Regions from separate parts of the Homo sapiens genome. Here region 1 is linked to region 2. The links are chromatin loops, found by intact Hi-C in ENCODE. Cell type or tissue: heart left ventricle. All regions are shown on one strand. Each heading gives the region's core, and the rest is flanking DNA. Links, peaks and the distances in the headings are about the cores only.

Region 1 (16,545 bases), core at 5,426-13,425, 120 kb after region 2:
AGGCTGACCCTTGACCAATGAAAAACAGAATACGGCAAGAAGCTATCAATTGAAAATGTTTTCTCTTTCTCTCCTTGGATAGATGCTACCAAGAAGCAGTGGCATTATATGGCCTCTAACATGAGTAATAATGCGGGTTTCCTTATAAATTGTAGCAGCTCATTAATGCAACATGTAGTGTTGCTTGTGCTCCTTTCTTGTGTCATGTCCCCTTTACTTCACTCTTGTCTTGGTATTTCTTTTCCCAAAAAAGCATTAGTGTATGGGCTTTGCTCTGAGTGCTAGTTTTTAGAAAATTATGGCTAAGGCAACTTCTTACACAGGGAACACATCAAGGTCACTGATCTGATTTGGCTGTGTCCCCACCCATACATCTTGAATTGTAGCTCCAATAATTCCCACATATTGTGGGAGGGACCCAGTGGGAAATAATTGAATGATGGGGGCGGTTTCCCTCATACTGTTCTCATGGTAGTGAATAAGTCTCACAAGATCTGATGGTTTTATAAGGGGTTTCCCCTTTCTCTTGGCTCTCATTCTTTCTTGTCTGCTGCCATGTAAGATGTAAGATGTGCCTTTCTCCTTCCACCATGATTGTGAGGCCTCCCCAGCCATGTGGAAGTGAGTCCATTAAACCTCTTTTTCTTTAAAAATTACCCAGTCTTGTGTGTGTCTTTATCAGCAGTGTGAAGATGGACTAATATAGTCAGCACAATGCAAATATCTGAAAACAAACAAACAAACAAACAAACAAACAAACACCTCTTCCAACCCAAATGGAGCGGAGGTCGGGTAGTATTTTGGAAGATGGAAAAGAAAAAGGTAAAGAATCATTTTTTCTTCTTTCCTTCTGTGAGAGATGATATGGTGGTGAGGCTTGGAAAGTTGCATTTTGCGGCTAAAAATACTTGCTCAACTATTGACTGAAGAGCTAAGAAAGTGGAGGGAATAGGAAGTAGAGACTTGCAAAATATCCCATCTTTAAAAAGGAAATGTAAAGGGAAACTTGAGGTTCTATGCTTTCCAGTCTATACTATAAAAATTTGAACAAATATTCAGGCAAAAATCTTTGTTAATTTCTCAAGACTTCCCCCCAAATAAAAGGCTTCTTTATCTCTTCTGCTGTTATAACTCTATCATAATAAGTGTCATATTGAATTGTAATTTAGCATTTGCCTATATGACTCTGCTAAATTATAAACTTATTGAAGTCAGAGGCTCTATATTTTTATCATTTTGTCTGTAAAATTTAGCACAGTTCCTGGCATAACAAACATTTAATGATTTGCAACAAGTAAACAAATTTGTATATTTTTCTGGAACTAGAATATAGTTATCTGTAGCTGAGATGGACATATACAAAGTTTATGTAGCACTTTAACTCAAACGATTGAACTTATTGTTTTCTTTTGATTTAAAAAATCATGTCATATAAACATTATGAAATATTGAACTCCAAAAACAATGGATATTTCTATTTTTCATTTTAGCAATTATAACATTTCTTTTACTGTAATTTGCTACCATTCTGTGAGTTTTGCCAAAATTAAACTGACAGAGATTTCCAACAATTAGGTATTAACTCAATGATTACCCCTTGCATTGCATGATTCTAGCCAATGGAATAGATAGAAATACTATTAATACCTTGAAGATGAGAAAAAATAATACAACTTTTAAGGCAGCCAAGAAACACCAGTTCTCTGGCCTAAATATCTCTACTAGCAGAACAGCCAAAGACCTTCCTAAGTTTCTTGGTGACACCTCTTCTCTGCCAGGACTTACAACCCCATTACTGTGATTTAAGAAGGAACTCACAGGGTTTCAGGTCTTATATCAAGAGTCCACCACCATCCCCATTTTCTTCCCCCAACATTCACAACCCCTTGGCCTCCCCATGATTATCATCTGTCTTGGGACCATCAGCTGTTATGTGAGGTGTGTATCTTCTGTTACTGTTTATCACACCCAATATTCTCATATTATCTCTCATTATCTGAGCTCTTTTGTATATGTCCTGTTCTGTTTCAATCTCCCATCCATTATAATCCCACACTAGCCTCAACTGTGCTTCTGAACTAGGCTCTCTCCTGAGAACCCTGATACTTCTGTAACCCTCTCAAATGGATGATTTTTTTTTCTCTCTCTTACCATTCCAGGTACAACTAGTCCTAGAGGTAGGGTTGATCTCCTTTTTGATCCTCATAGTTTTTTCCAAGCGCTATCTCCTTTAGCCTCCCTGAAATTCCAATTATGTTGAAACACAATTATCACACTAATGTCACACTATATTTCCAAATGGCAATCATCTGCTTTCCTCATAATCGTTATCTGATTTATTGAACATTTCAGTGCCAGATCATTCTCTTGCACTTCATACTACTAACATCACTACTGATCCTTAGTGATTTCTACATTCACAAAAGTGATCTACCCAATATTCTGGCTTATCAACTCATAACATACATGTCTTCAATAACTGTGTAGTACTCATCACCGTAGATACCCACTACCGTAACAATGCTCTTGCTATTTCCAATAACTGTCACTTTTTCACAGCCTCCGTATATAGCAGTACATCTCTAGTCAACAGTCCCTGTGTTTTCTGCCATTATCCCAACTCCAGTAATTCTTTTGCCATATCACGAGTTTCTGTGAGTTGACCTTGCCTTCTTTCACTAGACCCTTCCTCCCCTGATATCCTCAATCCCTTTGTTATGTAGCTTATGTTCCATAAACCATTACTATCACCACTTGTTTTCCAACACATTGATCCCTTGCCCCTTTTTTTCCTTTCTTAAACTCAGCTGCTAAAGGTATCCCCAGTTAAGTTCATTTATCTGTCTATTTTAACTCTATATCAGAGCAGCTGAAATTTTGGGAGAAAAACACACAAACACGTCAACATGTTTCTCTTTAATTCATGACTCCTATCCTGAACAGAGCCTTAGTATCACTCTTCAATCCAGATACATTTCTTATGTCCATTCACTCTACCATTCCCCAAGATGACTATTTTACACGTCCTCCTTCTTTCTCAAGCCTTAAACACCTTTTTTTCTCCTCATCTTCAGCTGATGAAGTTACATCTCATTTCATTAACACAACAGAAACAATCAGAAGAGTTTCAACATGCCCCCACTACCAAATCTACCAAACCCGCTGTGTTGGTGCTCATGTACTATACCTGTCCTCCTGTAAGTTGAATGCACTGTTCTTGGACTTCAGTCTTCATTTGTCCATGAACTGTCTTCTTCATTTGTTCATACAATCTCATCTCCCTCCTGTTAAAGTATTTTCTTACAACTGTCCCTCTCCTTCTGACATCAGTACGTTTCTCCTCTCTATTGGATTATATACATTGGCTTATTACCTACATGTTCTAATGTTTCTTTTAAATAACAATAACCGCTACAAAAAATGTTCCTCTAACTCCACATTATCTTCCAATTAGCAATTATATTCTTCCCGGTACAGCAGCAGTCCCCAGTGTTTTTGGCACCAGGGACTGTTTCGTGGACGACAATTTTTCCATGGACAAGGGGGAGGGTGGTTGGGGGGATGGTTTTGAGAGGAAACTGTTCCACCTTAGATCATCAGACATTAGTCAGAGTCTCATAAGAAGCGTGTAACCTAGGTCCCTTGCATGCACAGTTCACAATAGGGTTTGAGCTTCTATGAGAATCTAATGCCACTGCTGATCTGACAGGAGGCAGAGTTCAGGTGGTAATGCTCACTCACCAGCCACTCATCTCCTGCTGTGCAGCCCGGTTCCTAACAAGCCACAGACCAGTACCAGTTCATTGCCCCCAGCTTGGAGACCCCTGCTTTATAAAAAACTCATCAAAATTGGTTTTTATCCTCCCATTTCCATAGAAGTCATGCAAAGAATGTTTTCTCCATAGTATTCCAATGAAAATGGTCACAACGAGATCATCAATGGCATCAACATTGTAAATTTGATGGTGTATACTCAGTCTTTATCTTACCGATTTAGTAGCGGCAATTGACAAGAGTTGATTATTCTGCCTTTATATCATTTCGGGTTTAAGCAGGAAAACAGAAACTATTGTCAGTTTTTCAGCAGGAAGAGATTTTACAGAATTAAATTTATGTCTACGAAACCATTGGTAGGGTTGAGAGAACTACAGTTGGCCTCAAAGAAATCAGAAAAGTCCAGAATTGCCTGAAACCTCAAACAATTAACCCAGCTTCCTCTCAGCTTTGTAATAATTTTAGAAACAATAAAAATAATTAATAGGACTTCACATTGAAATCACTGCAAAGCTCATTCTTGTACACCAGGTTTCCCCAACTGTGACCCCCGTCCCGCCCCCCTACACACACATACTGATCTGTGGGCTCTTAGGAACCGAACCACACAGCAGGAGGTGAGCGGCTGGCCAGTGAGTATTACCGCCTGAGCTCCACCTCCTGTCAGATCAGCAGTGGCATTAGATTCTCATAGGAGCATGAACCCTAGTGTGAACTGAACCTGCAAGGGATCCAGGTTGGACGCTCCTTATGAGAATCTAATCCATTCCCCCACCACCTTCATCCATGGAAAAATTGTCTTCCACTAAACTGGTCCCTGGGGCCAAAAAGGTTGGGGACCACTTTTGTACATCCAAGTGGCCACTGCTCTTGGAATCTAATAGCTATTCTTTCTATTTCATCTTTGATGAATGAGTGAATGTTTTTCAGAGATGTAAAGTAAAATAGATCTCTGCTGGTAAAGGATTCTGCAAAATGCTCCTTCCAGGTTTTCAGTTTTATTATAGGGAAAAGATTAGGGGGATGGGATGGTGTTGGGTATCAGTAGACAATGCCTTGTGTTATTTCTGAAGCCTGCTTTTTTCCCTTTGAAATTCAGAAACCCACTGTTGCTTTGTTCTCCCCTACTTCGTAGCACTCTCCCTCTTGGTCTACTTTGCTGGTTTCTCCTCATTTTCCAGAATACTAAATATTCCCAGAAGCTTTTCAGTCCTATCTGTACTCAGTGCCTAGTGGGTATATCCTCCAATCACAGTTCTTTAAATATGATCTCAGGCCGGGCGCCGTGGCTCACGCCTGTAATCCCAGCACTTTGGGAGGCCGAGGCGGGCGGATCACGAGGTCAGGAGATCGAGACCATCCTGGCTAACATAGTGAACCCCCGTCTCTACTAAAAATACAAAAAGTTAGCCGGGCGTAGTGGCGGGCGCCTGTAATCCCAGCTACTTGGGAGGCTGAGGCAGGAGAATGGCGTGAACCCGGGAGGCGGAGCTTGCAGTGAGCCGAGATCATTTTGAAAAGAGGCTTCAAGATGATGACTGAAGCATGTGGAATGTGTATCACACTCTGAATAACACTGGTACAGTTAAATGTAGATGATGCTCCATTTGTTTCAATCTCTATTCTAATATTTTTTAAAAATATCTCTTCCTCACTGTTTCTTCTAGTTTTCCCAGAAAAAACTGATGTAATTTGAACGAAGGAACTGCAACTTTATCACCACTTTCTAACAAAGGAAAATCTCACAGGACTGAAGCCAAGGTCAACAGATTCTTCTTGCTAACAGGATGCTTTTTCACACTTGGGATTGTTAAAAATATCTAAATTTCATTCTAAGGCATGAATTAAAAAAAATCTGGGCATTCCTAACATTAGTGTGCATTATGCAATAGATAGTACATTACAATTACTGTGGGCAAATGACATTAACTGCCATGGTCTATGCATTTGTAAATTTGGACATTTTCTTCAGGTTGTCATTATTACAATGGAATTTGCTTCATTGTTTCTACTGTATATATTTAGTTTAGTCGTTCTTTAAAATATCTTCCAAAATTCTTGTTCTGTGAGTTGGCATTAAAAAAAACTTACTATGTTCACAGGAATACACTTAAAGAAAATGATGTTTTGTAAATTTTATACTAAGCAAACAAATTCCTTTTTATTAGAGGAATGACCGTTATTCTATATATATATTTTTTTTTGCAAAGCAACAATCAAATGCTTTGCAACAATGTTTTTCCAAATTTAGCTCACTTAAGCATCACCTGGGAACTTCCTTAAAATGCAGACTCTGATTCACTAAGTCTGGATTGGGTCCTGAGATTATAAATTTCTCACAAGCTTCCAAATGTTGTCCATGCTGTCAGCCCATGGAACACAATGTAAGTGCTAAGACTACTCAAAGAAGACTTATATAAGTACAAGAAGTTATGTTACATTTTGTATATGTAGAAGGATTACCTGTCACATCTTATTCCACATTTTTATAACACCGTAACCATTTATTATATATTCATGATAAATTATAATAAGTATAACATTTTTTTCTTTTCTAGATATGCATAAAAGTGAGTGATGCATTGGAAAAGATTTCAAAATAAATCTAAAAGACTCTCAAGTAATTATTTTAAAAATCTGTGGTAAATTGATAATTGACAGTGTTGTTTTTCTAAGTGGTATATAAAATAATTATGTGTCTTAAAAATCAATGCATTTTCCATATATAAAATAGGAAGCATAATTCTACAAAGAAGATAGAAACTGAGCACATCAAATGTGATCTTTGTTGAATGATGCTGGGCAGCTTTCAGCATGGTTTTAGCTGCCCTAAACCATCCTTACCTACATGACATCTGTGTTGTGTTGATGTCTACTTTCCCTTGTACTATTATTTAGGTTACTAAATAGGTGGGGTGGAGGTGGGGGGCATTCTAGTTATCCTCTGTACTTCTGGAAAGTTCAGAGCAGGCCAGGTTAGGAGCAAATAAGACCCTCCCTCTCTTCTGCTTTTCTTTCTTCTCCTCCTTCTTCTCCCCCTCTTTATCCTCCTCCTTCTTTAATATAGGTAAAGAGCCTAAATCTTATATTATAGCTCATTCAATTTTTATACACTTATGTAACTTGATAAATTACCACCCAGACCAAGAGATAAACATTTTCAGAGACATCTTTAGGGGCAAATTCAATTTCCTTCATTTTCAGACTTTTTTTTTTCTATTTAGCTAGGCCCTTTAGGTAGGTGTGGGAAAGACAAGTAGATATTTCAGAGGACAGTTCAAAATTCATTTTAGCTCATGGCCAGAGTCCACCTATCCCAACTTCTTGTCCAAAATCTTCCATTTACCATTTATTTATAATAAGCATGCTTTCTGAGGACCATCCTTCTATCTCTTTTCACCTATCTTGAGGAGTTCCTTCAGCATCTCAGATTCCTTTATAGAGGACTATAATTATTTCTACCCTACTCCCATTATCATCTCCAACAAAAGTGCCAAAATTTTCTAATTTTCTTTGTCCTCCTTATCTTTTGATTCAATATTTTTTCTCTCTCAATCCTTCTGTGTTAGTTCATTTAGTTTCAAGCAAAAGAAACTGACTCTGGCTGGTTTGAACACTTAAACAAATAAATGAAAAGAGGAATGCAGTGGGAAGATTCCAGGGTACATAAGAAAATCAAAGTAAAATTTGATTGGGCAGGGCAGAAATCAGGGAAGCTTAAGAGCCCCAGCAGTAGAGTTTGTGAAACTTGCTCATAGCATAACTCAAACCCACACTTTTTAAAATTTTCCATGCCACCTGTGGAATTTGTGGGAGATAGTCTTGGGTCTACCCTTGGATCTAATGGTTTCTGGGGACAAAAAGTTTGGGTCTGGAGGTGCAAACATAGAAAGCTTCTAGTGATTCCTAGTTGTGGGGAGAAATCAAGCACTGTAGCAGCCACTGATGTGCTTGACACAACTTGCCTCCTCTACGTAAAAACACATTTTCCCCAAGGGAGAAGAGTTGAGCAGAAATGAGTTAATTAAGAAATGTTATCCAAAAAAGTTTGTATGAAAACTGTCTCCATCCCCTCAAACAGGTTAAGATTTACTCTGTTCAGAGTTTCTAAGGAATTCAAACTGCAATTCCATTCAATTATTGATAAATAATATTTTAGTGCTTGATACAATATTTGGGATGAGAATGCACTGAGGCAGTTAAAACGTTGTCAGGAAAATGACCAGGATTTCAGAGTTTACCCAAACAGACTACACTACCAGAAAGTTTAAAATAGGCAAACAGCAAACAGTACAATCCTTACAGCTTAGGAGTTAGAAAGCACTTCCAGTAAAGCAAAGGGTCAAATGGTGTTGACTTAAAATAGAGCAGGAACAATTTTGGCAGTCATTTTAAGAGTGATGAGGTGGTGGGGAGAAAAAGCAGATAGGAAATTCTATTTAAAGTAATACCAGTGCCCTCTACCCAATACAGGAAATCATCTCCCAGACTAGAATAAATATAAAAGGCTGATATCCTTGCAGAGGTCTGACAGGGCCAGCAGAGCCATTGTTATATTACTGCCAAGCCTCAGTCACTCAAAAAGGAAATTCCTATAGCACATAAGAAGGTCAAGACTGGGGGTACATCTGGGAGAATCCTTGCTCTTTGGTTTTGAAAGGAACTGCAGGAAAAGAAAAAAAATACAGGCAAAACAAAAAACCACCGATTAATTGAAGGTGCAAAATTCTCTAATAAAAATGTTAACATAAAATTAGCCAAGGTAAAGGCTTTCACTGCAAGAATGATCAAAACTTTAGTGTGCTTTCTCAATGCATGCTCCTGAAATGCACATATATGCAGCAATATTTAAAGAGGAAGCCAGCTAAAGAAAGTGCTAGTTTTTCTACATTTCCTACCCTCCTCTACCATTTACACACAATTACCATTATTTGTCTCTCAAGCCTACTCACTCCAAGTTTTTTTTTACATACCTGCTATAATCCCTTGCTCTTAATAGAAGAAAGAAGTAGAATAAAAGTTTTAGGGAGACTGTGAGTTTTATAGTAACTTTTGTATTAGGTGGCATATATCTTAAGATCCACAAAAATTGAAAGCTAACATAGGCTCCTAGCAAGTTATTTTCAAGGGAATTCTTTTGAAAGGTACTAGAATCAAGTTTGGTAAACATACATGTGCCCCTAATATCACCAAATAAACCTTAGAACATGTCACTCTCAGGTTAAAAGCATGAACATTCAGTATCACATGAGACCTTAATTCTAACTTGTATAATTCTAATGACCCCAGAATGTGACCCAATACATAATTCACTTTTAGCGAGTGAACAGTCCAGATTTTCTTGTAGTTATAAAGCAACAGAATATAAGAAATTTACAAGCTTTCTCCTGATATTTTATGTTTTCTGATTTCCACTCTGGAATTGGTGGGATAAACTGTGCTTTTCATTTTCCAGGTAGTTTATAGCTTTAATCCTGGTTGGCAGGCTATTGTTTCAAGATATGTAACCATTTAATTAAATCTGAGTGTTTCATATACAAACGTGCTACATATTCAGATTTAATAGGTGGTTATACACTGTCAATTCTAAGTGAGAATATTTTTAATAATTCACCCTATTTCCACATTAGTCAAGTGAAACATTTTCAGACCTGTCAGCATTATGTTCATAATACTTGGTCAGCTCAGTGACAAATATAGTCATGTTATTTGTAGACAATTATCAGCTGCATGATTGGCTAAATTGAGCCCAAAATTGGATGCACAAAATTTATTATTTAGAAAAGATATCAAATCCAATCCAATTCCGACTTTTCTAAAAAGATGAGTATGGGCTGGGCGCGGTGGCTCATGCCTGTAATCCCAGCACTTTGGGAGGCCGAGGTGGGTGAAGCACCTGAGGTCAGGAGTTTGAGACCAGCCTGGCCAACATGGTGAAACCCCATCTCTACTAAAAGTACAAAAATTAGCCGGGCACGGTGGTTCATGCCTCTAATCCCAGCTACTTGGGAGGCTGAGGCAGGAGAATCGCTTGAACCCGGTGAGGCAGAGGTTTCAGTGAGCCGAGATTGCGCTAGTCCACTCCAGCCTGGGCCAAAGAGTGAAACTACGTCTCAAAAGAAAAAAAAATATGAATATGGAGGGATACTTAACAGCCTAAGTTTCCTAAAGGTTCTTCCAAAACTCTTGATGGAACATGTATTACTAAGTCAGTGTAAATGAATAAGAAGATGCACCCCAATAGTTAAATTGTATCACATGTATTTACACTTTAGCTTTTCTTAATTTATAGATTCTTGTCAACTTCTATGTTCGCTATTATTTAAATATTTAAGGTACTTTCATGATGAAAGGGCAGATGTATTTAATAGTAGAGGAGCGGCCGGGCGCGGTGGCTCACGCCTGTAATCCCAGCACTTTGGGAGGCCGAGGCGGGTGGATCATGAGGTCAGGAGATCGAGACCATCCTGGCTAACAAGGTGAAACCCCGTCTCTACTAAAAATACAAAAAATTAGCCGGGCGCGGTGGCGGGAGCCTGTAGTCCCAGCTACTCGGGAGGCTGAGGCAGGAGAATGGCGTGAACCCGGGAAGCGGAGCTTGCAGTGAGCCGAGATTGCGCCACTGCAGTCCGCAGTCCGGCCTGGGCGATAGAGCAAGACTCCGTCTCAAAAAAAAAAAAAAAAAAAAAATAGAGGAGCTGAGGAACACTGACCAACATTTGAAGATTTGAAGTATCACTGGAAACAACTGAACCCAAAATATTTGGCCACTGTGTTTAATGAAAAATGGTATATATATGTATATATATATATAAAGTTTTTATATATTTTATATATATAGTTTTTATATATTATATATATATAGTGTGTGTGTGTATATATATTTAGACAAATAATCTGCATAAACATAGGGATATAGTATATATAAATTTAATATATTTTCATATATTTCCAACACATGAAGTTTCCTCTACAATGTATCAGAAGCTTTTTTCAAGGTATAACCCTTCAATATTGATTGGCCTGATAAAGATGATAAAGGACAAGAATGTAAGAATTGAGGAATTCTGGTTTTAGGAGGCTGGGAGCTAGGTTATTTTTTCTTTAGAGTATTAAGTACCAAGAAATTCTTAACCATAAAAAATATCATAGTTATGGCAAGTGCATGCTTGTAATCAAATTGTCCAACTTAATTATAATTATATTTTGAGCAAATTTCTAAAATATGCTCTACAAGAATTATTGCATTGAAACTCAGTGCCTCGGCAGTGACAGGCACATAAAAGAGCCTTTATCCTTACTTACTGCTATTTAAAATATAATAATTATCCCCATGAAAGAAAATGGGTTATTGGGTCAGGCTAACTGACATTTAAATCCAGATTCTGTCACCTTGCATGAACTTGGAAATGCTCTGTAACTTTTCTGATCCCCAGTTTCCTCTTTTGTAAAACAAGATTAATAAATACCTTACATTGTTGTTGTGTGGTGCAAATGAGATCACACTTAGCTCAAAACACAGTGCCGAGCATATTGCAAGTGCTGAATTATTATGTTTTTATTGGAAGGAAATTGAATTACAAAGGGCATTAGGCTACTCATATGACTTTAGAAGTTGTCTTTCAAAAATAAAATGTTCTTGTTTCAAATAATAAGTTCTTCCCTCCTGCTAGTTCTATTATTATAGTTGAACAAATATATTGTGGCCTTTGGAAAACCATAAATGTAACCAAGAGCAGCTCTTTCGACTGGAGGTTAATACATCACGTTATAAACTAGCTAGAATTTGTTTAAAGGTAAAAGAGTCCCTTTGAAGTGCCAAGAAATTGAGAGAAGAAGAATGGGAAAATGGGAACAGAAGACAACTTTGGCTCTTAAGTTGAGACAAATGCAGCACATGAGATGTTTATAGAAATCCAAAACTGATTGCTCCAGACCTTCTTTGAGCATATTGGATTAAGTTTCTGTTTCTCTTAAACACAAGGTTATGGGTTTTAACTTTTATATTGCTTAGAAAAATAGCAATGACTGCTTTATATTTTCATTTGCTTCATGGTATACAGTGTACTTACGTATAGACATAAATATGGACATAGACGGACAGTGACATAGAGATACAATTTGACTTTTGTAATATCTTTTGAAGTAAGTGTGGTTACAAGTATAATACCATTATACATGTGAAAAAAATGAAAACTAAGACATTAATTGATTTATTCTGGTTTATATTGAACATCTGATTGGTTCATATTGACCATTTCAATATCACTATTCAGTTTATAACCCAAATAGTCTTATAATTAAAAATATAACATTATGATTGCTTTTTATTTCTCCTACTGCACAGCAGAGTAATACTTTGTATCATAGCAGTATTAATATATATACTAATATGTGTAATTAAATGCTAAGTATATATTAAATATGAATTTTATTTTAGCAAAGCAGGAGTGGTGTGATAACTCTCCTAACGCAGTCTAAAGTAATATATATATATATATATATATATATATATATATATATATATATATATGCCGTCAACTATCTATAATATTAATATAGGGACAATGAATAAGGAAAAATACACATATGGAGACACACAGACACACACAAAGAAGCACAGGAAAGTGGAAGAATGCTTTGTGAGTTCTGTGAAAGACAACCTCTGAGAAATTCCAGAAAGATCTGTGGGTGTGCAGACTTTGAAGAGGGCTGTGGTTTTGCATTAAGAGACTGGCACAATATAAAAACAAAGGTTTAAATCCTAAGGGAAAAAAAAAGTCTGAATATATTTAAAAAATACCTTGCTGTGCAAAGGTGTTTATGACAGCATTTACAATTACAAACCATTTGAAAGCAACCCAAATATCTAAATATCGAGTAGTAGTAAAATAGCCTACAGAATGTTACATAGCTATGCAAATGATGTTTATGAGGAGTATGTAAACACAAAACATCGTACTGATATAAGGCAAAAAAAAAGTAAAGGAGATAAAAGCGGATGCAGAATATGATAGTGCATGTTTCTGAAAAAAAAGTGTGTACCTATGTACAAAAAATACTGTAAAGAAAAGAAGCAAAGTGTTAGCATAAGCAGTATGTGGATGCTGGGTCTGAGGAATAATCTTTTTTCCTACATTTCTTTATATCCTGATCTTTTTATAATGGAAAAATAGGCCTTCTTCTCTTTTAAGGTACCTAACACTCTACCTTTTACGTGTGAAACCAATCGTGGCCTTGTATCAGCTCGAAAAGCAGAAATACATTAGGTATTTCTAATGTAAAATGTAATGTAAAGATGGAAAATTATATAACAAATTAGTCACAGTTTGAGTGTCAGAGGCTGGAACCCATTAGTTCTTCTGGGTGAATGGTCATTGTTGAATAGATCCTGATAGAAACAGTAAGTCAACAGAAAAGAAGTCTTTTCTTCCACCCTCCTGCCTCCTAAACTTTCCCTGTTGCCCCCTGCAGATAGAATCTAGAAAGCAACTGGAAAATGAGAAATAGTTTACATAGTCACAGCCAGAGGATCATGAAGCCAGAAATGAAAGGGTACATTTGAAAATAGAAGATAATAACTTAATAGAAACCTCAGGCTTATTCTTAATAAATAATAAGAATAATGCATAATACATACTAATCAATACTAAAAGTCTCAGAATAACAGTATTGAGATGCAGAAACCTTTATTAATGACTTCTGTTAATTTGATTACCAAAGCCAAAATGCTTCTTAATGGGATGAATTGAGTACAAATAAGTGAAGTTAAACTTTTAACATGTATCATTTGTTTTTATTAAGGTGATTCAGCCATCACAATTCTACTCCAATAGATATTTTATTAAAGTAACTAATTTAAATGTACATGATAAATGAACTGTGTTGAAAATTCTATTCTTCTTCAGTTTGAACCTCCTGATCTTAATTAACTTCTCCACTCTGTTCCCATAGAAACCAGCAATGCAATCAATAAGATGCAAAGGTCGTAAGGAACATGCAGAAGCATTCTACAAGTACGGTAACAATATTTATTTTAAATCATGGAACAAATTAGTATTTGCAATTAGGTTAGAGGTAATATACCTCAAAATTCGAAATGGAAATGCAGTCAAATGGTAAACAGAGATGATAAACTTTCCATCATCTCCTCTATTGTCTTTTTTCCAATGCAAGATAAGTATAATGCCAGAAAACTGAAGATTATATTTTTCTCTGGGGATTATTTTTGTTTCTCAAAATTTTTTATTGTATCATGATATAATAAAACATAATACCTAATCCCTCATCCTGTATGTATTTTCTCACAAATAAATAAAAAGAAAAATAAGTCAACAAAACATATAAAAATGTACAACATAAAAGCTCCTTTGAATGAAGGACTGACACTATGTTTTTTTTTTTACTCCAGATCCACAAGCTGATGTCTACACACAAAGTTACACATTTTTAAAAATTTTATTTTAGATTCAGAGGCTACATGCACTTGTTTGTTACATGGGTATATTGTGTAATGGTGAGGACTGAACTTCTAGTGTACCCATCACCCAAATAGTAAGCATTGTGCCCAATAGGTAATTTTTCAACTCTCACCCCTCTCCACCTCTCCCTGCTTTTGGAGTCCCCAGTGTCTATTATTTCTATCTTTATGTCCATACGTACCCAATGTTTCATTCCCGCGTATAAGTGAAAACACGTAGTACTTGATTTTCTGTTTCTGCATTAGTTCACTTAGGATAATGGCCTCCAACTGTATCCATGTTGCTGCAAAGAGGCTGATTTCATTCTTTTTTATGGTAGCATAGGATTCCATGGTGTGTGTGTGTGTGTGTGTGTGTGTGTGTGTGTACATGGTGTATATAGATATATAGATACATTTCACCTTTTCTTTATTCAATCAATCATTGATGGACACAGGTTGGTTTCCTGACTTTGCTATTGTGAATAGTGCTGCAATAAACATAGCATGCAGGTGTCTTTTTTATAAAAAGATTTTTTTTTCCTTTGGGTAGATTTCTAGAAGTGAGATTGTGAGGTCGAATGGGAGTTCTATTTTTAGTTCCTTGAGATATCTCCATACTGATTTCCATACAGGTTGAACTAATTTACATTCTCACCAGCAGTGTATATGATTTCCTTTTCTACAATCCACACCAACATCTGTTGGTTTTTGGCTTTTTAATGTTAGCCATTCTGACTGATGTAAGACAATATCTCAATGTGGTTTTAATTTGCATTTCCCTGATGATTACTGATGTTGAGCATTTTTCAAGATCAAAAGAGTAGAATAAAGAGCCCAGAAATAAAGCTACATACTTAGAACCAACTGATCTTTGCAAAGTCGACAAAAATAAGGAATGAGGAAAGGACACCCTCTTCAATAAAGGGTTCTGGGAAAATTGACTACCCATATGAAGAAAAATGAAACTGTATTCCTATCTCTCACCATGTACAGAAATGAACTCAAAGTTAATTAAAGACTTAAATGTGAAATCTCAAACTATAGAAATCCAAGAAGAAAACCTAGGAAAAACTTTTCTGGACATAGGATTAAGCGAAGAGTTTATGATAAATATCCCAAAAGTAAATACAACAAAAGCAAAAAAAAAAAAAAAAAAAAAAAAAACTTAAACTAAAAAGCTTCTGCAAAGAAAAATAAATAATCAAGAGACAACCTACTGAATGGGAGAAAATATTTGCAAGTTATGCCTCTAACAAAGGACTAATAACTAGAATCTACAAGGGACTCAATCAACTCAACAACAACAACAGCAAAAACCAAACAACCCCATTAAAAACTGACAAAGGGCGTGAACAGAAATTTCCTTTCTCTCAAAAGAAATACAGGCGGCAAAAACACATGCAAAGTTACACATTTGAAACAGAGGCCAAGGCAAACCTCTCCTGAGAGTTGCCCTTAACTGATTAAACCAATAAACTATTACACTCAGCATTCGATCTACTAGTTAGACTGCAGATCAAATGATAAGTACAATAATTAACAGGATCATGACTGTTCTAGTTTGAGTGCTCCGGTAACATATTCTAATTCAGCTGTTCTGTGTCTGGGTCTAATGACATTGCCATGCCCCCGTCACTTCTCAGAATTGTTGCACGTAGCTTATTACCAATACCAGTTAACAAAGCAAACAAAACCAAACACTGTCTATGTTTTGTTTAAAACGCTTAAGAGTAGAGTGGGTTCAGAGTTATCACTAAATACTTTTTCTATCCACCTCTTATATTTCTTTGTGATTTTATGCATGCAGAGGAGTGAAATAACAGCTACTGGTTCAGGAATTTTGATTATTAGAATTTTATTTCTCCTGCGCATTATGGAGAAGAAATGGTGAAAGCAACTGTGATAATGTATGCTTACCCCTTCCCTTTCTTCATCTTTTCTATCTTGCTCCACCATGCTGAAAAAAGTAGCTAATCCTCTTTTCCAATGCAACAATAAAATGCTAAAACAGCCATCAAATGTACACCACTGGTTTCTCATTTTTTCAAATATATATGACAATATTTAATTGATTTACTGCATAGGTGGTTATTTCAAGATATTTTCAAATTTTGAATATAAATTTTATATTTAGGATATATATGTATGGAGAGAGAGGGAATTATAAAATAAATAATTAGGTTCAACAGTTGAGACTTCTAATGTATTTTGGTGTGCACTAGGAATAAATCATGGCGTTTACATTATTTTTTTTACATGATCTTTTGCCTGTCTCTTACTGGGCTAGAATATTCAGGGAATTTCAGAGC
Region 2 (16,545 bases), core at 5,138-13,137:
TCCCAGCTCATTGGCCTCTGCAATCATTCCCTCTTGGTTGTCGTGACAGATAAAGTCACATCATGGCACTATCCTAGGCCCCTTTACTAAGATCTTGCCTTGGTTTTCATTGGTATGCTTAATCTGTTAGTTAGCAACAACAACAACAAAAAAAGTCATTGCTATTGCTTTTCTGTCATTATATCAGTCCCATCTCTGCATTTTCCCACCCTCAAATTTCCCTTCCCCATTTCTTCTACGCTCACATGCCCAACCTTCCTGGTGTTAATCTTTTGCACCAGGACATTCTTTTTTCTATCTCATCTTCTCTGACATCCTCTAGCATGAGTTATCCATGTAACAAAGTCTGGTCTTTGTATATTGGGGTGTGTGTTATTTATAGTTGATTTTGTTTTCTCAATTAGTGTTTTCTTCAGGGTAATCCATTTTTCAGTATTTTACACAGTATTAATACAGCGATGAAAACTGTTGAAGTTCTTACTAATTACAGGACTTGCTGAATCCCTCTTTTACTGTCTAAGTATAGGCTATCATACTCTTGTTGCAGAATCCTTACCTTGAGTACCTAGTGAATCACAGTAACTAATTGCACTTAAAATTGTCACTTTTTCTTCGTGAGCTCAGCTGAATGATCCAGTTCTTCGAGCCATTGCTTATAGGTCTGATTAACCATTCCTTATGGACTAGTTTACTGTCTGTCTTTTGCTCTGGTGACACTAGACCTAAGAACAAGATGGTGGAGGAAGAAGGTAGAGGAGAGGAGAGAAAAGGCGGATGGGGTAACCCTTTTGCCATCGTCTTCTGCTTGTTCACCCGATTTTTGTCTGCTTTGTTAAATATCATAGCACAATGAAAAGTGAGTAGCAGCTTATTAATTGCCATACTCCAGGGAATCTTTCTACCTTTGTTTTCTTTACCACACTATCACTATCTGAAACAATCATGTTTACGTATTTGTTTTTCATTCATTAATGTATAGCTTGAATCTCCCCACAAGGTAAATTCCATGAAGCAGGAACCCTGTTTTTCTTGCTGCCTGCATGGACTTGTTCTGTCAATTTTAGTTCTGTTCTACTGCACCAAAGTCTGTTACCCAAAATACAAAACACACCAGCTACTGATTCTATCTAACGACAGCTACTTTAACACTCTTGTACCAAGCCTAGTTTAACTTTTTCTCCTCTCTTTCAGTTTGTCCCTCCTCACTCTTCAGTTTTCAATTCATCAATTCCTGTTAAAACAAGAACTTCAGATTATTTTGTGTTAATGGGATCATTCACTGTAAACCTGTCCTCTGATCTTATCTCCCCCGGTCTTGATAATATATGCCATAAATTGTTTCACTTTCGATTTCTGATGTTAAATCTCTTTCTACATTAGCTTTTTCTGTCCACCTCCCTATTACTTTTTTTCTCAAGCCTGTCTTTAATGCTTCATATGAAGGTGGCTCTTTGGGCAGAAATTGGTTTTATTTATGTGATAGCTTCTAATGAAATTCTTAGTTTATATGATGTTTTCCTATTTTCCAACTTTTTTCTTGGAATATGGGTTGTGTTTTTCTGTTTGTTTTTGTTTTGAATCCTGTTTAAGTCTGAATAATGTTTCATCATGGGCTGCCCCTCCTGCAGGTCATTGTTTCCTAATGTACTGGTTTTCTTAAATTTCTTTTTCCTGCTTGCAATCCATCTTGAATGCAAACATAAAATAATATAACAATAATTGTAGCTGCTGCTGTTATTAGACATTGGATAATTCTAGCTGCTGCTATTAGATGTTAGAAATACTTAAATAAAAATTATTTCACATATTAGGCTATATTTTGGGATACTGGCTTTTTATAAAACTAACATATTGAGGTAAATATTCTGAAACAGATGTATCTTCTATGCACATTTGCTAGTCCTTGGGCAAGTGAGAGCAAATCTTTGTAAGGAGATGCACCATTACCTTTATAGATGCGTTGCCCAAATCTTCTGAGTACCTCACTCTCCCTAAGTATTTACTCATGAGTTTTCTAATCACTCTGACCCTCCCCCACCTTCAAAAAATGGCTTTTTCTCTGAAAATGTCCTATGTTCCTTATTTAGGTACCTTCCTAAAGCTGTTAATGGAAGAAACAGGAAAAATCTAGCATCATCTTGAGTACTAGTAAATTATTCCTTTTATCAAATGTTTGATAAATTGGAATTACCTGTGGTTCCATTCAGAACTCTTAATGAACAGGGAAGTTATATATTTGGTGGGTTATCAGCTTCAACATTGATCAGGTATTGAGTGTCACTATATACCTACTGCTCTGCTAAGCTCTGGGAGCAAAAATAGAAAGTTTATACCTTCAGTTCTATATTAATTAATATATTGAAGACATTTATTGCAATGTCTGGCATAATGTAGAACATAAATGGTGGCTTTTTCCCCCAATTCAGTTATACAAAAAGAATATTCCAAGCTATTTTCCCTTTTACATAATGCTGTTACTTTTCCTGGCTGAAAATTGGTGGGCAACTGATGAAACCACTCAGGCCTCCTGATGGGAACTGTGCATGTTAAAACTAGATCAGGGTCAACATCCTGGGTGGGAACACATGGAACTCAATTATACTTGATTTTAGCCACACTGTCCTGCACAGTTAGCATTGGATGATAACTTCACATTGATATGATCAGTTTCAGAATACAAAAGGATGGCTTCAGAATACAAAATGTTGGCTATGTGATGGAGGAGGGCTAATTGAACCCCAGCTCTTAGTGAACAGGTAGAAACCTGAACCAGCTATTGGTAACAATGTTACAGGCCAGTGTTGTCCTAAAGTGCCCAGTTTAAGAAGCGTAGACACATGAGAGATAGATAACATTTTTTTCATAATTTTTCTCAAAAAACGTTTACAGCTTCCGTGATTTTTCTCAGCCTAGAGAAAAAAATTGTGATTGCTGGAGTTATTGCTCCAGCATAGTTATTGCTATGTGATTGCTGGAGTTAATATATGAAAAGTATGTTATAGAAAAAATGTTTTGCTCAAAATAAGTGCTATATGAGTGTTTCCTGTTATTAGTATTTGTTATTTTTATACACACACGCACATATTTTCCAAGACTTTGTTTTTCACACAAATATAAGTTTTTATAAAATGTCTTTGAAATTTTACATTTTAGATCCACTTAGTAAATTGACAAAATGGCAACACTGCAAAACCACTTAAGTTCCAAGAAGGTCTTTAATCATGTCAGTATCTCTTAGTTTGGGGGCCCTCTTCCAAATAGAACCCTTTCTGAAAACTCCTGAAGAAGTTTTAAAAAGGTGAGTTTTATGTTGATATTCAAGATCCTAAATGAAGATAAAGACCCTCTTTGCTGTAGTAGCTCCCTAATAAATAACTCTAATTTATCATTTGTTACAAAGGGAACCAGACCTGCCTCCTGTTTTCTGGAGCCCTGTTTAGGAAGGACAATTTCCTGTTAGATTTACAGTGCTAAGAATAATACGTCAATTCTCTGTGAGTGGTTAGGGGATGGATAGCTAATGGGATATTAGGCCACTCTCAAATCAATTAAACTTTTGTAAAACTAGGAAAAGAAGAGTTCCATTGAATAATAAAATATCTCATTAGTCATTGGGGGAAGAAAAGGATCACCCATTTTTGTGGCATCTCTTTAGCTGGAACACAGGAGGTGAGGTCATCAGTACAACCACTCAAAAGACAACTGTTGATTGCCTATCAGAGGAATCATGTTGATCAAGGTTCAGATTACATAAGCAATGATAAATAGCAATAATAACTAGTATTTGGTGAAGATTTATTCTGCGCTCCATCATTGTTCTTAGTCCTTTACAAACATTATTCTATCTCATTATTTTATGAAACTATGAAGCATTTTCATAGCTAAAGAGATTCAGAGAGATTAAGTTATGTCATGTAATATGAGAGAGCTGGTGTATTCTCTAGTTTAGAAAAGGTGGGCTTATAGTTTCTTGGAACACAGAAGGTTTTTCCTCTAAAATTCAGGCACCTCACAAATATAGAATCGATTTTTCAAAAGTTCATTTAAATAATTTCATGTCATATTCTTTACATGTATTACTATTAAGCTAAATTTGTTGCAATTACCATGCAATTTTCAGTGGTTTTTCAGTGTGCTATTTTGAGAAAAGGTCAAGGGATTTCTATTCAATTGATACCATTAAACACATTAGGAATAAAGATATGTATATTGAACAAGGTGCACCTTTTCATTAAATAAGTCATCACAATCATTTCAAGGACTGTCTTGCTGGGTCATATTTTTAGAGCTTGATTAGAAAATAATTTTGTTCTACATTTAAATGTGTGTTATTTATTATGTAATTATTCAAAAGTGACTTTAATTAGTCCGTAATAGCCAACACATTGCTGTCAAAATGGAGGATTTTGAGCTGCAGCCAGAAAAACAGTAGCAATGAGTGTTCCATTTGAGGGAACATCGAGAGCATCTCCTGTGTACCAGGCTAGAATCAGCGCTGAGGGCCCAGCTCATCATTCAGGTGCGGGATGGGGCAGCTGGAGTTGGAAACTGATGTGCTAGCTGGGTTTCAGTGTGCAACGTGCTGGTGTAGGAAATGTTTTTTCCATATAAATTTAATTGTCCAGAACACTGGAATAAAAATAAGTAGTACATGGTTAAAGTAGAAGAGATTTATCACACATCATTTTTACTCACTTTTCCCCTGCTTTTCTGAAGGCAGTAATGTCAGAATAAAAATTATATTGAACAAAGTTAAACAGGCAAGGAAGATTTAGTCAAGGCTATTGCAATAGGAGAGGTGGGCCAGATTTCAGCCCGAGGGCAACTCACTGAAAACAAACAAACAAAAAAGGCTGGAGGGTATTTAAGTGCTGGGATGGATGGATTTGGGACCAACTGTGCTTGCAAATGGGCTTCACCCAAAGGAAATGTAAACAAACTATCTCATGTTTTCATGACAGGGGGATAGTTTTACAGTTTGGAGCATGGAGCCCACTAAAGTTAGGCTCCCACCCTTTCCACAGAAATTAGGAGATAGGGGCGCTATCTTCTCTGATGTTTATATTACGAAGAGATGGCTCCCAAGTCCTCCATATTTACACATCAAAGGGACAGATAAAGTATTTGAAATTACAAATGCCCTAAGAAATGGAAGGCCAGGGGCCCAGAGGCAGGAAGAAGCCTATCTTTGTTTGGTCAACTTGACATCAACTTTCCCAGCAACCAGTTTTTATTCAACAAAATTAGTTTCTACTAGGAGTTCAGCAGAAAACAAAATCACAAGCAAAAGGTATTTCATATGTGTGTGTGTGTGTGTGTGTGTGTACATATGTTTTTTGTTTTGTTTTTTAGAATATAGCAATTTGTATTTAATTGAACTATTTTGACCCTTTTCTGAGGTTTGAACTTTTTTTTTTTTTTAACAATATAATGGTTGCTACACTTTAGAAAAGCTCTTAACAACATTTTAAAAGAACTGTGACATGCCACCAGAAATGAATATTAGTTATGGCAAGGACTTTGGAATTATATAGAACTAATTTGAGACGCAGCCCTTTCCTGGTCTTGGGAAATTTACTTAGTAGTTTTGATGCTCAGTTTCCTAGTCTGTAAAATGGGGAGAATACGGTTAATTATGAGATTGGAAAAAGAGGATTCATACACAATGCTTGGCAGAGTGTCTGGAACATACCACATACTAAGGGTTTAACAAATAATTATCACACATCCAATGACAGGTGGAGGACCCACTGCTACTAGCACTGGTTATGTGCCAATGGAGGCATTATTCTGCCTTGTAGTGAGGTCGCTCATAAGGCATTATGCATTTGATCTGAGTAAAAAATCAGCACAGTCTCTTTAGGTATTAGACAGAGTGGGTTCTGTTAAAATGTTTTAACTAACATATGATTGGCCACTTATAATAATTACTTAGCATATAAGTGAGTTTGCTAAGTGAGATTAAGCATTTACTTGAAGTCTGTAAAAAATAGATGGCTGCTGATACAGAAACCTCCTACAATAAGCAACAGAAAACTCTGTTCAGTAGTGAGTACAGCATAAGTTTTTAGGCAGCCTGTATGTATCCAGCCTTAGAGCATTAATAATCGGTTTCACATCACAATTTTTTATTGGAAGATGCTAAAATATAATAGCCTTTTAACAGTATGGCACATGTCCTGTTGAGCTTTGGAAGAAGATAACAAGATGCACATCCATGCTCTGAAATATTTAACCACCTTGAAGGGAGGAATGTAGCACAGGTTTAGAAAAATATAAGGTAAGTTTACCTCTTATGAAAACATGAAATCCAGGAAGGATAAAGTCACGTTGTCTTGTAATTTGTGTCAAATACCTGTTTTGATAATGAAATTGGCTTCCTGTGGCGTTCTCTTGGTACCTCATTAATTACATTTGCTCAGATGATATCAGAGGTAAGCCAGCAAGCATATTCTGAATTCCAATCTAGAGGACATGCTGCCTCCATGAGGAGCCAATATGCTTTCATTGTTGGCACATATGCTCCAAGGGGCAGCAAATGCTACATTTGGCTTTAGCCTTCAGCTCTCATCTCAACACAGTAACTTGTCGATTAGATCACTCTCATCATGAGTTACTCCTTACTCATAAACAAAATGTTATAAGAAGCCTGACACTGGCAATATAATAGCAAAGACCAGAATACTTTACATTTCCAGGTTAAAAATGGTGTATTAAAGATGCCAGTATAGCCAGAGGCCATTAATTACATTAAAAAAAAATAGGAGAAAGAAAAATACTGACGTTGTCACATCTAAGAGCACACTAAAATATTTTGTTTTATTGAGTAAACTTGAGAAATCCCAATGCCTGTGTTCAAATCTCAATTTGGCCACCTACTGTGTAATTAGAGGCAAGTCATTGAATCTCTGTGTACTCAGCTTTTTACATCTGCAAAATGAAAGGAATAATGTTCAATACTCATGACATTGCTGTACTGATAAAAATGAGACAATGCATCTAAAGCACTTAACATAGTCTACCACAGGAAAGCTTTGATAACATAAATTAGCTTTTATTAGTAGTAGTAGCAAACTAACTAAATAGTAAACCATATCATAAATGGAAATATCCCCAAACAAGAAAGGGAAATGTTAATGATGGATACTTCAGCATCTAGCAAGTTTTTCAAAGTATTTCTAAATTCTATCAGCATAAAACTTTTCTCAGTGACCACTAAGACAGGAGCAGTGCTTTAGCTGGATAAATTTAGGTTCCTATGGTAGGAGGAGGGCACGTATCATCTGCTCTTCTTACTTTATTTTTGGAGGGAAAAAAATTGGGCTTTTTATACTAAACAAAAAGAGAGAGAGAGAGAAAGGGAGAGTGCTTTCGAGAGAAGAAATGATTAACTTTCCTGCTTCCTTCCTAAGACACTCAGGAATACTCCCAGCAGCATGACTTACCAGGCACACCTACCCACACAGCCTCCCCACCATGATGGATGCCTTGTCTTTCGTATTTCCTAATGCTAGACTTGACACACTTCCCTCTAATGGGCTCAGAGGGGAAGTTATCTAATCTTTCACCTTAGCTATTGCATTTTCACCAAAAAGAATCTGATCTTTTTCCCAACAAAAGAAAATTGAGACAGAAATAGCCTCATGACAGCAATATAAAGATGATCACCCAAAGCAAAGAGACCCAATTCTAAATCAGGAAAATTGTACACTGCCCCATTACACAGAATGACTCAGGTTTATATAGATGCTGTGCGGGCACCCTGGTGGAGGGGTGGGTGCACCTAGGACCCAGCATGCACCTCTGCAGTGGAAAGTCTCCTTTGGATTTCATCCGGAGTACACTGTGCAATTCCAGAGCAGGGAAGGAAGTGGGGGAAAATTGACTTAACAATTTTAGAAAGAAACAATGAAACCTAATCAAAGGAGTTTTTACCAACATAATAAGCCTTGCTGTCAGCTATTTATTACCAAAGAATAGTCTTAGATGATTGATTTTATGACACCTAAAACATAAAATATCATAATAAAATTTTGAAAGAGAGAGAAATGTAATTCACTCCAACCATAGGAGCCAGAGAGCACTGATCCATTAAAGATAGAATGTCTCACAGAAAAACAGAAACAAGCTCCACATGCAGCACCACAGTTAATGGCCTGAAACAACATGCCCTACAATGCAAAGGACCATTTTTGCCACCTGAATTCACAAGGCCTCTTTTCATGAAAGGGAAGTCCTCAAATACAACTACTCCCGGGGAGATAATGTCCTTGATGGTCACTGCCACAGCTGATTGAGACACTGTGTGCAGTGCATATTGCAAAACTGTATAATTGTTGGGACAGCTGCTGATTCAGTACCTTCTGTGTGGAAGATGTAGAGAAAACAATCAGATAATCACTGTTTTTACAAAGTCCTCATCCTCCTCAGATACTTTCATACTGAATGCCCTACCTGATCTGATGCCCACAGTAACCCCTGGGATATAAATAATTTATGTGTCATTATCATGGTTTCTGATAAAGGAATGTTAGCAGAGGATAATGAACTGCAAACTGTCACTCAAAAAGTTAAGGACAGGACCTAGACTAGAACCTAATGCATAATTCGATATTCTTTTTACCACTCTTCACTGCTTTTCTAAGATTCTGTGGGAATGTTAACTCCCACAGCAAAGGACAGAGAGTTGGCAGCAGGTGAAGAGGAATGTGGCTGGAAGGGCTAGAACTGGGCAACTGCTTAGAAAATATACCTAAAGCCCGGGTGCAGTGGCTCACACCTGTAATCCCAGCACTTTGGGAGGCCGAGGCGGGCGGATCATGAGATCAGGAGATCGAGACCATCCTGGCTAACACGGTGAAACCCCTTCTCTACCAAAAATTCAAAAAATTAGCCGGGCGTGGTGGCAGGTGCGTGTAGTCCCAGCTACTTGGGAGGCTGAGGCAGGAGAATGGCGTGAATCTGGGAGGCAGAGCTTGCAGTGAGCTGAGACCGCGCCACTGTGCTCCAGCCTGGGCGACAGAGCAAGACTCTGTCTCAAACAAAAACAAAAACAAAAATAAACAAACAAAAAAAGAAAATACACCTAAAGTGCTAAGTGTTTTTACACTTAACACAGGAATAAAATCAGAAGCAATAACAAATTGATCCACAGTGATAAATGCAGACACACTGAGTATATAAAATATTAGTAGCCATAGACAGACCTGAGTTTGAATTTTGGCTGTGCCATTTATAAAGTCTAAATAGGCTAAGCTCTTTGAGACTTAGTTTTCTTTCCTGTAATGATAATACCTACACCACATAGTGTTATGAGAAATAAATTAGATGAAATTTATGTGTAAAATGTATAGCACAGCAATTACCATATAATAATAGTAAAAATAATAGCTGTTAACTACATAAAATAAGAAACAAAATATAGATGTTACAGGGAAGTCATAGTAGCTCTGTTAAGCATAAGTTGACAATTGAGTAATGTTAAAATATATGGAAGAATGTAAGAAAGAAGGTTTTGATGAGGGTTTTGATTACTTAGTTAAGTAAGTTTACCCCCAAGTTATTGCTAAAGGTTTCCTGGAACTATTTAATAGCTTGGCTTTACCTATTAATTTGGAAAGGAGGAAGGAAAGGAAAGGAGAAAGGAGAAAGAAAGGTGAAAGGGGAAAAGGAAAAGGAAAGCGAAAAGGAAAGGAAAGGATAAGAAGAATGACTTCAGCATTTTCTTTAATTGGGTTCTCTATTGCCCAGCAGGAGTGTAGTGCTGCAGTTATGGCTCACTGCACCCCCAAACTGCTGGGCTCAAGTGATCCTCCCACCTCAGCCTCCCCAGAAGCTGAGACTACAGGCATGCGCCACCATGCCAGGCTAATTTTTTTACATTTTCTGTAGAGACAGAGTCTCCTCCCTTTGTTGCCCAGGCTAGTCTGGAACTCTTGGCTTCAAGCAATACTCCTCTCTCAGCCTCCCAAAGCACTGGGATTACAGGCATGAATTACCATGCCCAGCAAACTCAGCAACTTCTGAGAGAGAATTGGAAGGAATGCTGCAATATTCACATGCACACACATTCACACACATGCACACACATACTCCTCATTACTCTAGCTATAATGTTGCCATTTTTGTCTTACTATAAACCAGGTTTTCCAAAAATTTCTAGTTTCAGGCCTTAAGAATTCTGTGGAATAAATCTCATTATTTTGTAAAGATAGATTATTCAATTATCTATATATAAAAAAGGAAATGGATCTTAAGAAAAGTGATTTCTGGATGTATATATTTTTGGGTGTTGTAGTCAATGAGCTCCCAGGAAGAGAAGCTATTTTGGTATCAAGAAGCTCAGTTGAGTTGAAATCAGTTAATAAGGAGTATCATCCACATTTCAAAATATAACTCTTCTTGCATTTTTCTGGAATGTAATACATTTTGAGGAAAAACATATACAGACTCTCTGGGGTCCCTAGTTTTGAAACTGATTTTCTCAATTATTGCCTATATGGCTTTCTTCTGCTTGACAATTATGGAAAGTTGGGCCTGAGTAAAGAGACCCTTTTCAATTCCAATAGCAACAGGACTGAAAAGCACCCTAGAAATTTCTACAACTACTCTGAATTGAAAAAAGAGCTCAAGTTAGCTGTCAACTATTTGCAGTACTGTGGGTGTCAGATGATGTTGATGTAAATAAGGCATCCAAATGAATCAAACTGATGACTCAGTTAACTTTAAATAGCTTAGTGACTTTAGTCATTGGGATTAAGTGACATATTACCTTGAAGCATAGGGAAAGCAAATGCAGTATTTTCATTATTGTATATTGATCCCAATTCTCCAAAGCACAGAAGAAGTGATTTCTGATTTAATGAAGTAAATATTACATTTATCGTTTTTACTGCAGATATTACAAAGGTTGAGGGTTAGAGAAGTAGTGAGTTAAAGAAATATGAGATGTTAATGTCAGTGTTCAACCCCCTTGCTTAGCACCTTTACTCAAAACTTTAAAATCAAAGGTCTCTCACTTTCTTGCTCTGTCTCCCAGGCTGGAGGGCAGTGACATGATCGTGGCTCACTCTATTCTTAAACTCCTGGGCTCAAATGGTCCTCCCACCTCGGACTCGAGTAGCTAGGACTACAGGTGTGCACCACTATGCCCAACTAATATTTGTTTTAATTTTTTCTAGAGACAGTATCTTGTTCTTTTTCCCAGGCTGGTCTTGAACACCTGGCTTCAGCCTCTCAAAGTGCTGCGACTGCAGGTGTGAGCCACACAGTTCTTGGCTTTCACACTTTCACACTTTCTTAATGATTAGATTCAACCTAGTTTACCCTTGAAAATTTATCAAGTTACAAAAGCTTTCATCTAACTATACATAAAACATGCAGTTTTCAGCCAGTGTGTTCAATCTTCATTAGAGTTTGGAAGGTGAGAGAACTAATAAGAAAGAGAAACAGAGTCACAGGAAACTGTCAAAGGACCAACAGTCTAGTTGAAAAAAGACAAAACTATTGGATGAAACATTTAAGTGAGATTTTACAATAGTATAGAATTAATGTTAAAATTTGTGATGTGATATACGGTTGAGAGAATTTATTTATTTTAAAAAATTTAATAGATGTTATTGGATTACTTTCTAATAACAATCAAATAATTATTAAGAATATTCTCACCAGCATTGAGATCTCTTCTCCACTTGCTTGTGTGTAGTTTTCTCCATACTTCTGTTAGGTTGTTTGTCTTTTTTCCTATCAGTTGACACACACTCTGTATTTTAGAGGTATTTACTCTTGGTCCGTCATATGTACTACAGATATTTCCCTCCTTTGTCATTTTCATTTTGTTAATGATATTATGGCTTTTGCCACATAAAATTGTTATTTATGGGGTTAAATACGCTCATCTTTTTATTATGACTTTATTCCATAGTCTACAGTCTCTGTGATAAATTTCATGTCCACCTTGAAATTTCTTCTCACTCTCCCTTAAATCTCACTGTGCTACAACCACTCTAACTGTTGTTTAATTCCTGAAAAGTAAACTTTGTTTCCTCAAGGTCATTCGACATGTTTTTCGTAGACTTCTCTACCCACTTTCACTTGACGACTCTCTACTCATTTTTATCATAAGTGTCACTAATTCAGAAAGATCTGATTCTGCAGTTGCAATCAGAAACCTTTGTCCTACTCCTGCATGGTACCTACAGTTTTCCTTCATCATGCATATCCCAGCTGTTACTTTAACTGTGTGATTCCTTCTTGTATGCCTCTCTGCCTCACTATATTTTAAGGTCCATGAGGACATATACATCAAGTTTGTTTCGTTATCTCCTATACCCTCAGGACCTCATATAGTCCCTGGAATGTTAACTATAGCTCATTATATACTCGTTGATAGAAGGAGGGGATTTTCTTAGAGAAAAAAAATCATAAAAGATGGGACATTTGAGCCAAGCTTCGAGAAATAAGTACTATTTAAACAGGCAGGAGATAAAAGGTTATATGAGCAAGGCATAAAGGTTGAACTCTTTTTGGTATGTGAGGAGTTGGGGACAGCAATAATATTATGGCTCTAACTTCCTTTGACAAATATGGAAGACAAATTGGAGTAGGTAGCTGTGAACAGACTATGAATGGCCATGGGAACAGTAAGGACCATGGTGCTGGAGTAAGCACCATAATAGATGCAAACCACAAGGATACAATGACTATGTAAAAAGTCTATGAAGCTTATAGATGACTAAGCTGTGGACATATAGTTTACAACATAGTGAATAATTGAAGAATAAGATTTGTAAATACCATGATCCTATGGCTTCCCCTGGAGATGAGGGAGATTGTGCATGTTCCTCTGTTTATTTGTCTTCAGTGTCACCAAGGTCATACAGAGTGTGGACATCCATTGTCTCTTCTGTTCGATGTGGTACCATATGAGGTAGCAGCCTGTCCTAGTTGGGTTTCTCCATCATGCAGGCACATGATGAGTTTTTCCGTGTCTAGCATCCCTTCCCATTCAATACCTAGATCTCTGGAGAAGATAATGAACGTCTCAATATCAGAGTGGTGGCCCCTTAACTGCCCTTCAAATGCATGCTTTGGTGGTTTTGAAAGAAGCAGAGGAAAATATCGGAGACAGCAGCCAGGCAGGTAGCAAAGGTTTATTGATTTCCAAGTTCTTTCTAAATCTCCGATGTATTGGGGAAGGGCTAAGATGTGTCAGACATGTCCTCTCTCAAGACTTGTCTGACCTCCGTAAGTGTACTTCAGAATGTGCAGGCATGGGTGGAATTGGTGGGAGGGAGAAGGGAAGGAATTTGAAACAGTCAGCATCCCTCACTTCTTACAAAACCACCGCATGAGTCGAAATTAATGCATGTCATATAAATCATTGTGTCCCTGCTTTCCTACAAATGTAGTATTTAAACATGGCTTCTTGTGAATGATTGCATCATAATTGTTTCTTCTGGCCTACACTGTATTGAAGCAAAAAAATGGGAAAAAGTAATAAACTTTGAGTTGTTTTTTTTCAAATGGGGGAAAAAAGTGTGCTAATCTCAATTCACAAACACCCCAGGAGGCTACAATTCCAATTTTCTTTTCACAGTATTAATGAAACTGAGTATTGGAAAAGTCAAATCTTCCCCCTATAAATCCAAAATCACTTTCAAGTCTAGCCTAGAATTATAATAACTTCCACATCTATTAGACACAGTATAGAACTCTGGTCTAATGAGATCATTTTAGGCAACTCTTTCCTAGGTGGGGTGGAGACAGAAATTTAAAATCTATTACTTTAAGCTTAATTTATGAGAAAACCAGAAAGACTGGTCAGAAACTCTTAGTGAGAAGAAATTCAGTAAATGCATCTTGCCAAGAGTTTTTTTTTTTTTTAAGGATCATTGCAAGACAGGACATCTAACAATTCTGGTTAGCAGAATGATGCGTGCTGGGCATTATGGAGTTTAATGATCCCTTATGGTCCCCTCCTGATCTTAAATATATAGCCTATGTTTTTTTTTTTAACCACTAGCATGTTTTTTTCTTTATTATTTCCTAAGATTGGTAGTTTCTTACAATCTTTTTCTCAAAGCTCAAAAGCTGAATTTCCATTGTCATCAGGTTATAATGATACTCTTACTTTATCCTTGGTGTGCCAGGTTCATAGTTGACGACATACACATACATTAACAGTCTATACTGAAGAAATAAAACCAGCCCGAAAAATTACCTAGAAACTACAAACTTACCTTGAAAGTTAACTTTGGAACCAAAATATATATATAAGATTACAGTGGAAGAACAGCTCATTCAAGTATACAAAATAATTTCATAAAAATGACAATTTGAGTGATAAAAAGACCATCTGATGGCATGCTAATGCCTTGGTGAACTTGTCAATAGAAAGATAAGGTCCCACCACCCACCAAACCCCATTCTATATCAGGAATTAGGATTTTAAACACCATTTATCATGCAGAGTTGCAAAAACATAGATCAAGAGCAGTTTTCTTTAATGACAATAATTGATTGCTGTTTCCAATTTCAAAAAGAAAAATGAAGGATGTCACCATTGCAAAGGGAAATCTCCTTGGAAAAATTTATTAACATTCAAAAATGTATCTATCTTTCAAATTGCTTAGTTATTTTAGCACTTCAGTTGTGAATCATTGTACTAAGTAATTGCAAGCTTTAACTTCTGTTTGCATATGCTAAGGTGTGATTAGATATAATCAAACAATGCAAACTGATAAATACAATGCAAAGTTTAATGGCTTAATGTGCCCCCATCATATCACCAGATGCATCACAAAAGTCTTTTAAATTAGTGATCAAATATTATTTGTTTTGCCAAACCATACAATTTTATTTGCAAACAAATTTAGAAAGTTATATTTAAAAGTAATCATGCCAATATGAAACACAAAACCTGTTCTGGTGAAATAGTCACACTTAGACATTTGTGCCAGTAAGAATTATTTTACATTGTGTTTTGAAATTCAGAACTTGAAAATAAATTTTGTGGTTTATTGAACACCTTCCTGAGTAATATGCTAACCCATGAGGCAAAAAGTCCTGGCCCCTGCTGGCCTGACCTTCTTCATTTACCTGGGGGTGGGGAGGGCCCCTACAAGGATAATTCAGGAGCTGGAAGAGCAAGGCACAGAGGCAATAAAGAAGGGTAAGTGGGAGGAGAAATACAGAGGAGAATGGAGGAAGCAACAGAGGGTGCAAGAAGCTGGTAAGAGATGAAGCCTGCACTGACAGCCCTCTCTGGTCTGTACTGAAGTCTAATGTGTCTCAAACATATTTTCCCCATGTGTTTCTTAATTGGATCTAAATTTGTTCTAATTTGAGGAAATGATGTTCTTTCACAGATACTGTATCAAAGACTATCAAAAATAAATAAATAATACATAGGGCGATTTCCTTTCCTGTTGTTGTTTAAAATAACTATCTCAGCAAAAGACAAATTAAAATCTTAAAGATTTTTTTTTACTTTTTAATGGAGAGCAACAGTTGCATTTATTTTTTCTATGTGACAAGGCACTAGAATATGCCTTTAGTAGTAACTGTTCATTTTCCACAATGAATTATCATCTGAATTATCATCAGATATGAACAAATTGATTTAGAGCATAGTGCAGAAATAGGTTACTAACTGTCCAAACATTTGATAGCTCGTGTTTACCGAAGTTACCACAATACATATTAGACAACAAAAAACAAGAAGATTCATAGGATTCTTGATAAATCTACAGGGACAAAGCAGACCATGTGGAAAACTTCTAGAGACCACCGTATCTTACCAAATGCTAGAAGAGAGAGGAAGGATTAAAAACTACTTTTCAGTGGTCCTTTAAGGTAACATGCTTTATAAGTGCAAGAGTCCCAGGGATTTTTCTATAGCCATTTGGCTAAATGAATCTCAGAAGTGAGAAAGAAGTGAATATAAATATGAAATGGGTCATAACTGTTGTACTGCTCTATTTCCTTGCTAGAATAATCATTAGCTTCCAAATCATTTATAGGTTAAAAATGCCAGCAAAAGTCAAAAGCCTTTGTATTGTGATGAAGGTGTGCATTCTTGCTCTCCTTGCTTGTAGTAGACCACTGTCAGTCCTACTGAAGTTTTCCATTGAACCGAGTTCCTTATGCCCCTGGGCCCAATATAATGAACTGGCTACATCGGCTTAATTTTACCTACACGTCGGAGTTAATCTTTGAAGATTCAAGACTTAAAGACTTAAGCTTATTTGTGTGTATGCCATTATTTTAGCTCCCCCTCCCTTATTCTCTTTTACTTGCTTTTTTTAACAAGTTAAATCTTTTTTAACAAGTTATTCTCTTTCACTTGTTTCTTTGTCACGTGCTGGGACAAAGAAAGAAAAGGATGAAAGTAAATTTTAATTAATTACATTATTCACATTTCAGCACTGCTAAGAGAAAAACATGTTGCAGATTGCTTTAATTTTTTAAAAATGTCTTATTTTAGTTTATTATATAGTGTAGAGGGAATGCAAAATTCTTAAATCCATGAAATATACAAATTAA

The links. Peaks named below come from ENCODE experiments on the same cell type or tissue, not always from the same donor. Only the 100,000 strongest peaks of a DNase experiment are listed, where the experiment ranks them.
Region 1: it touches region 2 in a loop (5-fold over the local background); 2 of 110 quality-filtered maps call a loop at or near these places.

Annotation. Positions count from the first base shown.
Region 1 is chr2:49,804,583-49,821,127 of GRCh38, reverse strand. No RefSeq gene overlaps it. Among named protein-coding and RNA genes, the nearest start is that of FSHR, 660 kb to the right of the region's middle. In heart left ventricle, for the core only: no CTCF peak of the experiment used is centred there; no DNase peak of the experiment used is centred there; H3K27ac peaks cover 2,121 bases.
Region 2 is chr2:49,925,598-49,942,142 of GRCh38, reverse strand. The region is part of intron 22 of NRXN1 (neurexin 1); the gene reads left to right. Among named protein-coding and RNA genes, the nearest start is that of MIR8485, 760 kb to the left of the region's middle. RefSeq lists an enhancer at 4,703-5,371. In heart left ventricle, for the core only: no CTCF peak of the experiment used is centred there; no DNase peak of the experiment used is centred there.